Linked DNA regions of Homo sapiens: region 2 is linked to region 1. The links are chromatin loops, found by intact Hi-C in ENCODE. Cell type or tissue: IMR-90. All regions are shown on one strand. Each heading gives the region's core, and the rest is flanking DNA. Links, peaks and the distances in the headings are about the cores only. Region 1 has its middle 160 kb from the start of LINC03005. Region 2 holds the start of LOC105374975 (a long non-coding RNA gene).

What was found. Hi-C counts contacts between places; a loop is a spot of excess contacts. Peaks named below come from ENCODE experiments on the same cell type or tissue, not always from the same donor. Only the 100,000 strongest peaks of a DNase experiment are listed, where the experiment ranks them.
Region 2: it touches region 1 in a loop (7-fold over the local background); 3 of 110 quality-filtered maps call a loop at or near these places.

What each region holds. Positions count from the first base shown.
Region 1 is chr6:22,878,430-22,883,816 of GRCh38, forward strand. No RefSeq gene overlaps it. Among named protein-coding and RNA genes, the nearest start is that of LINC03005, 160 kb to the left of the region's middle. RefSeq lists an enhancer at 1-355. In IMR-90, for the core only: no CTCF peak of the experiment used is centred there; a DNase peak (open chromatin) is centred at 2,792; H3K27ac peaks cover 4,015 bases.
Region 2 is chr6:23,411,380-23,416,766 of GRCh38, forward strand. The region is part of intron 4 of LOC105374976 (a long non-coding RNA gene); the gene reads right to left. It overlaps LOC105374975 (a long non-coding RNA gene), which reads left to right and starts at 4,696. Exons shown (of 3, transcript XR_001744048.2): 1 at 4,696-4,783. RefSeq lists an enhancer at 2,866-3,095. In IMR-90, for the core only: a CTCF peak has its summit at 2,983 (motif pointing left); DNase peaks (open chromatin) are centred at 2,512 and 2,862; H3K27ac peaks cover 1,113 bases.

The DNA of each region.
Region 1 (5,387 bases), core at 101-5,100:
TTACAATAATCACTTTCCATGAAAAAAGCATTCAAATTCGCACTCAGAGAGGGAACAACTGAGAAGACTGCCCTTCCTGGAAGCAAAGCTTTGATGTGTTTAATAACAAAGGGTCTGTGTCTGCCATGGAACTGAAAATGATCTGAATGTCTATTGCAAGGAATAACTTCTCCACAAGCTTCAGACATCGAAAGTTCTCTATCATGAATCTCTCTCTCTCTCTCTCTCTCAACCTCTCTCTCTCATAAAAATCTGTCATATATATGAATAATACTATATGCTTTCATAAAATAATAATAAAATAAAATGTAATAAAATAATAGCTATTACTAACATTAAAATGACTTAGTATAGGCAACATTGACAGATGTTAAATACATACTAGGTGAAAAGTAGCTGATGATACATAACATCATACTTATAAATGAATGCACAGACTTCCCCTCAATTCCTGTGGTCTTGATCATTTTGCTGTAACTATCTCTTCAAAGCAAGCATTCAACATATCATGGTCCAATTTCCTTTTCTTTCCGGCTTTTTTACTTGCATACCTGTTTGAGTGTGTTATTTGAAAATTGCATTGGAAAGCTTTGTTCCCTGAAACAGGTTGATTTCATGAATAATAAGAATGACTTGGCTACATTGCCTTAGGATTTAAACTTCCCATAAGGGAATCTGTTCTACATTTTTCCCTATCCACTGGAGTTCAGAGACGGCAGCAACAATATCTGGGGTCTTTTAAGACTCTGGGTATTTCTTCAAAAATGATGATGCTTTATTGGTATAACTGGAAAGTCAAAAGTTATGCATAGTGTAGGTTTGAGCAAGCAATTCTAGGAGTATCTAGTCACACTGTGTCTTTTCTGAGATATCTGGGCTATTTTAGCTTGAAGATGAACTCATACACAGTTGTAGGTCCAGGTCGGGGTCCTCTACGTATTCTTCATCCACACAATATCTGGGAATGGCCTTCTCAAAACATAGACCTGAAACGAAAATTGTTGCTAAATGCTCTTCCAGTTTTGCTTATACCTTTCTCTGTCACCTCAACAGGAATTTTCTTGCCCAAATATGAAGCTCTTCGTACTAAGTAGGTATCTGTTGTTAGTGGTTAAGAGCATACCCCCTTCCAGAATACTGGAGTTAAAGGCATGATTGCTTTACATAATTCATATTTGAGCTTGGGAAAGTTATTTTTCTTCTCTGAATCTGCTTCTCCATGTGTAAAACATGAATAAAATATTACCCACTCTATGGGGACTAATGAAAATAAAATGCATTCGACGTAGTGAGCACATGCTGGCACGCAGAAAAGTAAAAATTATTAGCTATAATTGTGACTTGAACTGGATTTAGAGAAAATGTGATAATAATTTCACTGGCAGAAGTGGATTGGTACTATGTCCTCAAATTGGGTTGGGTCCTGTTGTGTATAAAATGGGCCGGGCGCGGTGGCTCATGCCTGTAATCCCAGCACTTTGGGAGGCCGAGGCAGGAGGATCACCAGGTCAGGAAATCGAAACCATCCTGGCTAACATGGTGGAACCCCGTCTCTACTAAAAATACAAAAATTAGCCGGGTGTGGTGGCGGGCGCCTTGTAGTCCCAGTTACTTGGGAGGCTGAGGCAGGAGAATGGCGTGAACCTGGGAGGCGGAGCTTGCAGTGAGCCAAGATCGCGCCACTGCACTCCAGCCTGGGCGACAGAGTGAGACTCCGTCTCGAAAAAAAAAAAAAGATTCTATGAAATGAAGAGGCTAACAAGAAATTTGAAATTCCTCTTTTTCCGAGGATCAGAACTACTCCACCTTTATTATTTACATATAGTAATAAGGATCTGATTGATTTATTGGGGATCGTTGACTATTTATTAATTGTATGTATAAATCAGGTGTAATGTAATTTTCACATTTTTGGCAGTTGAAATGTCATAAGTGCTATTTTTTTCCCTAACTTTTTCACTGTTTCTAACATAAGTGAAATGAAAATTAGGAACTTTAAAGACCAGGATTTACCAAATGGCATTGCAAGACCATATGCACTAGCCTGAGAAGTAACGTTATTCCTTTCATGGTTCTTTGATGCCATGTGGACACACACAAGAATCATTATGACATATAAATTATATATACTATTTTTTAATTATAATTTCTTCCATTAAAAGTTTCCACAATATGCTATGCAATGCTTAATTGGACATTTTAAAGAAATAATTATTTCAGGTTTAATTAATCTTAGCCCTTGTTGGCATATGTTGCATAACTTTTAACTGGAAACTGCTAGTTTTATGACAGTAGAAACAAGCTAACAAAGGAAAAATTAAAACTACCACAAAAACTTAATACCCGTCCCTAATTTTATAAACATATCAAAATAAATGCCTTGGTTTCCTTTTTGATTACTCAGTAACTGAGTTATGCGTGTACAGTAGGCCTATCTCCCAGAAGATATCACTGGCTCTGAAGGGAAGCTTCAGACTCTCCTCTCAGAAAGCCAGAATGTTGTTTCATAGAATTTAATCTAGTCCTAGAAATCAAACCCTACATAATAGTTTTGACTACCATGGCATTCTTTGATTTGTTAACTGTGCTCTCTCTGTTTTCCCTTTGAAAGCTTGTAGAATATTTTATAATTAAAGGAACGAGCAACCTGAAAAGATCTTTTTTTCAGCTTGATATTCCATACATGTATGTTTAATCTCTGCCTCTGACTCACTGCCTACTTTCTGTGATACTGAGCAGAGAGAATGCCAGGACTGTAGGGAATGTACCAAAACCACTGAGGTCACTTTATAAACAGAGTGTGTTTAAAGGAGGTTTAAAGAGATCCTAGGAAATGTGAGACCCATAGAAGTTCTGCCCAGGGAATAGATACCCCCACCCCCTCACTTACTAATTCTCTCTTGCTCAATCCATGGAAAAAGATTCAATCAGACAAGTTTCTGAGTTTAAGGTCAATTTGAAATTCTTTTCCTACCTCTTTTCATTTTTTCCAAGCCAAACATTTTACTGGCTCTGAGGCAAAAGCATAGAAGTTTATCCTTACTTGCCCTAGACACCCTGTTATTTTCATTTTAAATAACCAGTTTCTATGCTTGGAGCTTTTAACCCACTGAGCGAGATTTCTCTGGATTTTCTCTCCTCCAATTTGTCTCAATTTGTACTACTTTTTAAAAACACAGGCCAGTGTGTCCGATTTTGCTTACCCACACGCAACCAGCATCATACTCCACCTGTAAGGGTTTCTTTCCAGCGATTGCCCTAATTTTCACCTCGTCTTTGTAGTAGAAGTCCTATAAACATTGTCTATAAAGACAGTCTCAATACTTTTATCTCCTATTTTCTCTTTGATCTATTTTGACTAGGTCTTTGTTCCCACAAATTAATTGATACTCAAAAAAGTCACCGATGACTTCTATCTTACAAAATCCCATGGTCATAGGTATAAAATCTAAAACTATAAAATTTCTGGAAGAACATTAGGAAAAATTTTTAAACGTGTGTTAGTTAAGCAAAGATTTCTTAATTGTGACAGCAGAAGCAGGATTTATGAAAGAAAAAATGATATTTTGGGCTTAATCAAACTTAGAAACCTCTGCTCTTTGAAGAACATTAGTAAGAGAATAAAAAGAAAAGCCACAGACTCTGAGAAAATATTTGCAAAGTAGATAACTGATAAAAGTCTGGTGGACAGAATACATACAGAATATTCATATCTCACTAATAAGGGAACAACAAATTCAATGAAAAAAATGGATAAACGATGTGAATGGATAATCCACCAAAGAAGATAATAGAGTTGGAAGATAAGTACATGAAAAGATGCTCAGTATCATTAGTCATTAGGGAAATGGAAATTAAAACGACAATGATATGCCATCTTTTAGGATGGCTAAAACTAAAAGAAAAAAACCTATATAGCAACTAGAATTCACTTATATTGCTGGTAGTCATAAAAAATGGTTTAACAACTTTGAAAAGCAGTTTTAACATTCAGGTTTTTTTTTTTTCATAAAATTAAACATACAATTATCATATGACCCAGGAGCTAAGTATTTACTCAAGTGAAATGAAAACCTATGTTCAAACAAAAATTTCTATGTGAATATTTATTGTGAATTCATTTGTCACTTTCAAAACTGAAAGAATCATCAGTAGCGGAATGAAGAAACAAATTGTGGTCCATCTATACACTGCAATGCTACTCATCAGTAAATACAAAGGAATTACTGATATGTGTAATAAGAAGATGAGTCTCAAAGGCTTTATACTAAGTAAAAACAGTCAGATTCAAATGGCCACATGCTGAATGATTCCATTTATAGGACATATTGTGAAACTACAGAGGCAGAAAACAGATCTGTCGCTAGCTATGGGGAAGGTGTTGGCTACAAAAAGCCACAGGATATTTGAGTCCTGATAAAAGTTCTATGTGATGATTATGGTGGTGATAATACAACTGTGTATGTTTCTGAAAACTTGCAGAACTTTAAGCCAGAAAGAGTATTTTACTTTATGTAAATTTTACCTTAGTGAAAAAAAAGGCTGTGGACATTTACCCCATAAACAGCTATGATAACTGATTATCATTCAAAAATAATCTAGGGGTTAATTCTAAGTCTGCACCTTATCTGACCTTTCAGCAGCATTTGGCAAAGTTGACCACTTCCCTCCTTTCATGAATTACCTTTTAATTTTTTTAATTTTTTGTTTCATGCATAACACACTTTTCATGTTGGCATTCGACCTTTACTGACTGCTCCTCACAATCTCATTTCCTGACCCTTCCTCCTATTCTTTACCTCTAAATGCCGGAATGCCTTGGCTCTTTTAGGCAGGGTGGCCAGACCAGGCTTCTTTCAGGAGGGGAAAGTTGAACAGAAATCTAAACAAAGAGGAAACACAACGTTTCCTCTTAGGACTGGTGAGATAATTTGTGGGGTCTAGCGCAAAATGAAAATATAGGGCCCCCAGTTCAAAACTTATGAATAATTCCAAGATGGCAACAGGACAGCGTTAATCCAGGGGGCCCCTCTGAGTGCAGGACCCTGTGGGACTGTGCAGGTCACACACCGGATGCCATTGAAGCTGGTCCTGTTGCTGCTTCTCAGCACGTCCACTCCTAAGGCCCATGTCAAAGCTGAGCTGTCTCTCACAGGACAATCTCAGTGACTTTGCAGCTGGACTTCTTGCTTCTGTTCTTTTTCCCTTTTAGGAAATTATCCACATAGAAGCCAGAGTAATCTTTTTAAAATATCATTGTGCTCCTCTGCTCAAAACTTTTCAGTGACTTTCCATCACTTTCCTATAAAATCCCAAGGCTGGCTAAGGCTACCACCCCTCCAGATCTGGCCCCACCTGATTTTATGACCTTGTCTGTTACCACCCTC
Region 2 (5,387 bases), core at 312-5,311, 530 kb after region 1:
CACCTTTATTCAAGAAGCCCCTATGGTGTCTGGTCGTCCTTAAGATTAAACACAAATTTCTATGCATGAATTTTTGGGGCTACATCACACAATGCCATGCTACTGATACCCTTAGCTACTCTAAACCACTCTTTCTTGTCTAGGCAAGAATTCAACAACCCTCTCTTCAGGATGGGCCCATGACTTTGTGTCTTTTCAGCTTTTAAAACTCAAGTCCTGAGACACTTTTTTTTTTTTTTTTTTTTTTTTTTTTGGTGAGACAGTCTCGCTGTCGGCCAGGCTGGAGTGCAGTGGCACGATCTCGGCTCACTGCAACCTCCACCTCTCGGGTTCAAGCGATTCTCCTGCCTCAGCGTCCTGAGTAGCTGGGACTACAGGCGTGTGCCACCACGCCTGGCAATTTTTTTTTTTGTTTTGTATTTTTAGTAGAGATGGGGTTTCACTGTGTTAGCCAGGATGGTCTCAATCTGCTGACCTCATGATCCGCCCGCCTCGGCCTCCCAAAGAAGTGCTGGGATTACAGGCATGAGCCACTGTGCTCAGCCAAGACACTTTTATCAGTCTCACTCTATCCAAGAAAGTAATCACATATGAGAAAAATAAATCTCCCTGAATGGCCAGATTTCCAATATACTGGAAAACGATTGAAGACTTACTAGAGCCTGCACCCATGAAAACAAAACAATAATAGAGGAAAGAAAATTATCTTAATAGATATTGTAGGCACATCCATAGATGATGTAATAAAGTTACTCTTCTTGTTTTGTTTTGTTTTTGAGACAGAGTTTCACTCTTGTCTCCCAGGCTGAAGTGCAGTGGTGCGATCTCCGCTCACTGAAACCTCTGCTTCCTGGGTTCAAGCAATTCCCCTACCTGGGATTACAGGCATACACCACCACGCCCAGCTAATTTTGTATTTTTAGTAGAGATGGGGTTTCACCATGATGGTCAGGCTGGTCTTGAACTCCTGACCTCAGGTGATCCACCCACCACAGCCTCCCAAAGTGCTAGGATTACAGGCGTGAGCCACCACGCCGGGCCTATTTTTTTTTTTTTCTGTACTTTAAAGTGGTCATATTTCCCTTTTAAATTCATTGATAACTTTGAGATATATTCTCACATCTAATTCTGCTGTGATGAAGCACACAGCTGGGAGTAAACATTTATACATGCTACTGGAAGGTTTCTGTTAATTCAGGTCATGTGGGATTCTGTAATGAATTCATTTTCATTACTCTAATATTGTATAATAAGACACACCTGTAATATAAGTTAAAACATTTATAATAAGATATACATTACAAGGACCTTTTGACATTACAAAGAAAGAAAAGGTACATATTAGTGATAATTTTAACAAGTGGATGTATAAACCATATATTTTCTCACATATGCTAATTACTGTACTATGAATAGCCAATGACTGATTGCAAAATATTTTGCAGATGTCAAATCTGTGCAAATACTTATCATCCTAAGTATTTCAAAAATGATAGTCAAAGGCATAGACAGAAAAAAGAGAAACACTCCAATTATGATTAATAAATGAACAAAGGAAATACATTACCTATGAAACACTAAAAGCAAATGTGTTTTTTATTACATCTAATGAGACTATGACTGATAATATAGGAATCTAATATGGCAAGCTGCCTTTAATTCACAAACAAACAGGGGAGTCATGCTGTTTATTAAAATGCTATCTGTGAGGAAAGCCAAGCTGGTAAATGTATGTCATGCCAAAAATGACACTGTTTTGAAATTTATGAAGTATCTGTAAAATGTATGGAGTGGTGTTTTAAAAGAAAAAACTACATTGTCTATAAAAATATTACTACTTTTGATCATCTCTTTGATATGTTCAGGTGTGTTAGGTTAATCCAGCTTTAAAATTAGGTAAAGGAAAGAAGAAACTTCTTTATTGAGCACTCTGGATGCCAAATGTTATCAATAGGTGACCTATCCCCCCCCCCCCCCAATCTATTTATTCATCTATCTATCTTGTATTTATCTACCTTCTCATGTCTGTGAGGCAGGTATTATTCCCCACTATTAAAGATGAAGACACAGCAGCGATGGCCCATAAAACCTTGTCTAATGTCACCAGAGCAAACTGGGAGCTTGGACTCAGACCTGCTGGTTTCCAGCCTAGGTAACTTCTTCTGTGATGACAGCTTTGTTTGCAGTGATGACCACATTGCATCATGATGGTCTTTTTGGCTGCTACCCTCTCCAACGGATTATAGGTTCTTAGTTGCAGGGGTAGTCACATAATAATTATGATATCCACATCCACCAGCAACATGGCTGGCACATAGCAGGCCCTCAGCAAATACATGTTTAATTGAACTGAAAACATGTTGCCTGCACTGGTTTCACAGCATTATAAATCCAGATATTTCAACAGTCTACATCTTGCAAAATACAGTGAAATGGAGACAAGGACTGGTGTGAACTAACCTAAATGCTATGTGGTGGCCAATTCTTTACCAGCATCCTCATTATTAAGTTAAACATCACCTGACATCAACTCAATTCACATGAGAACAAGGGGAACTTTCACCCATTACTTTTTTTATTTTGGCAAGTGTGGTTTCCATGTCCTTTTTTTCCACCCAAATATTTATTTCCCCAACACTAGGAAAATTGTATTTCTCCTGTTTCCAAACAATAGTAGTCACTGGTTCAGCTTGTTACAATTTTATATCTTCACAATGTGCTAGTATGCCTGAAATTCACACAAAGTAAATAAATTCTATTAGCACGAGGTAGTTATTTTTATCATCCCGGTCATACATGTAAGGAAATGTTACAATTCACAGTGAATGTTGCTGGCATGCAGACAGAGACCACAGGAAACAGAGATATATTTAAACTGACAGGGGCTTTATGCCTTAAGCTTTATCAGGACATACAGGGGAAAGTCCCCTTTTTAACTAGAGTTCATTGCCCTGACTTGTACAAAAAATTATTTTCCCTGTAGCTACCCCTGCAGGCCAGTAAAGTAAAAATTTAGCTCAAGTAAAAATCATCACCAAGGCCTCCCTAGGACCTTCCAGTCTGTAATTTTTTGTTCCCACTGGCCACCAGCCTACTGCTGGATACCATACCAATCAGAGCAACAGAAGGACACTGGAGAGGGAATAAATGCATTTTCTCCTTTTCCCCTTAACGAACAACCCCTCTCTTTTAACATAAGGTGAGGATATTAAGCTGATAGTTTTCACATTTACCAATCATCAAAAAAAATTAAAATTCCACTGTGTCTGTTGGGATTGAAGCTAGAAAATGACTTTATTGGCCAGGTGCAGTGGCTCATGCCTGTAATCCCAGCACTTTGAGAGGCTGGAGGATCACTTGAGGCCAAGTTTGAGGCCAGCTGGCCAACATGGTGAAACCCCATCTCTACCAAAAAATACAAAAATTAGCTGAGAGTGGTGGCACACGCCTGTAGTCCCAGCTACTTGGGAGGCTGAGGAAATAGAATCACTTGAACCCAGGAGACGGAGGTTGCAGTGAGCTGAGACGGTACCACTGCACTCCAAGCCTGGGCAACAGAGCAAGACCTGAAAAAAAAAAAAAGAATGAAAGAAAGAGAGAGAGAGGGAGAGAGGGAGGGAGGGAGGGAGGGAGCGAGGGAAGAAAGGAAGGGGGAAAAAAAGAAAAGAAAAAGAAAAAAGAAAAGAGGACTTTATTTCTAAAGTAAGTAAACAGCCCTGAACAGGAGATGGCAAACTATGGCTTCAGGCCAAATCTAGCCCTCCACCTCCTTTTGTATGTTTCACAGACTAGGTTTTTTGTTGTTGTTGTTTGTTTCTTTTTTAAAGGATGAAGAAGGTATGAGCTGTTAAGGCGTTTACATGATCACATTTAATCTGGCTGTAATCTAAGGCCTTGACTCTTGACCAGGGAACGGAAATTTTTTTTTTTCTGTAAAGGGCCAGATATAAAATATTTTCAGTTTTTTAAACTATACACATTTGCATATTTTTCTCCCGCCCCCAAACCCTTAAATAATGCAAAAAAAAAAAAAAAATTGCTGGGGGCTATACAATATCAGAAAAACGTCTGTGGGCCAGATTTGGCCAGCAGGCAGGTTTTTGCTGGTCCCTGGCCTAAGGAATGGTTGACCTCAAGATAGAATAGAAACTGAATCACCACATGGAGGAAAGCTCCCCACCAACCAAGGATTCTTCACATCAGCAGCCTCTGCCATGGACCATTGTGTGACTGAGAAATAAACATCTTCTGTATTTGAGCCAGGATGTATGTTTAGGTCTAGGTGTTACAGAAGCTAGGTTAACCTAACTAATACAGAGAAGATAGCTAAGGCAGGGCATCCGAAAAGATGACAGGTAAACACAAATCTGAAGGAGAAAGCCAGGCAGATGTTTGGGAGAAGAGAATTACAAGCAGAGGCCCCAGAGTCAGGAGCACATCTCTAGTGTTTGAGGAACAGAGAGAAGCGAGTGAGTCTGGATTAGAATGCTCAGGAAGAAGGCTATGGGGATTTGAGTTTACAGAAGAAAGAGGCAACTAAATTTTGTAGAACCTCACAGATTATGGCTTGGTTTTATTTAGAGGGAAACGGGAAGCTTCTAGAAGGTTCTGAGTTGAGTAGTGACATGACAATGCTGTGGTAACAATGGTTTCACTCTGACTGCCTTACTGAAGATGCATAAAGGGGATCTCTGGTGGAATTGGGAGACCAGTTAGGAGACTACTGCAATCATTCAAGAGAAAGATGATGGAGACTGGGAATAAAATTGCAGCAATGGAGAAGGTAAAGCCCACAGGACGTGCTGAAGATGGGGTGTGGCATAAGAGAAAAAGAGAGAACTTCAAGATGACGTCATTTTTCTTGTCCTGGGTAAAGTTGATATTTACTGAATTGAAAACGAATAGAGAAAGAGGAGGTTTGGGAAGTATAAGGTGCTCAGTTTTCTGTATGTTAAGTGTGAGATGTCTGTTAGAAATCAAAAGGAGGTCACATTAGCAGTTGGATATGCAAGTCTAGGATTCAAGGGAGAGGCTAATGGGATTCCTGTCTAATATATGTTCTTTTCTGCACTACTCCTATGACAATTTTTATTGCATTGGTCTATATATTTGTTGCATTATTTTCCTCTCCTAGTTTGCTTACTCACTGAAGAAAGAACCAATTATTAAAAACAATTTTGTATACTGTATGGCACACAGTACAGGTAATAAATGTTTAAAAAAATAAATTAATAAGTGTATTTAGGCAAGTCCACAAACACTAGAGAAAGTGCGTTCCTGGGTAAAGTTGTCAGATCTGTAAAAAATAGTAATTGTCCATAATGTTTCTACTCTGAAATAGAAACATTTAAAATAGGGAGGATCAAAGAGCTTTAGAAAATAATGAA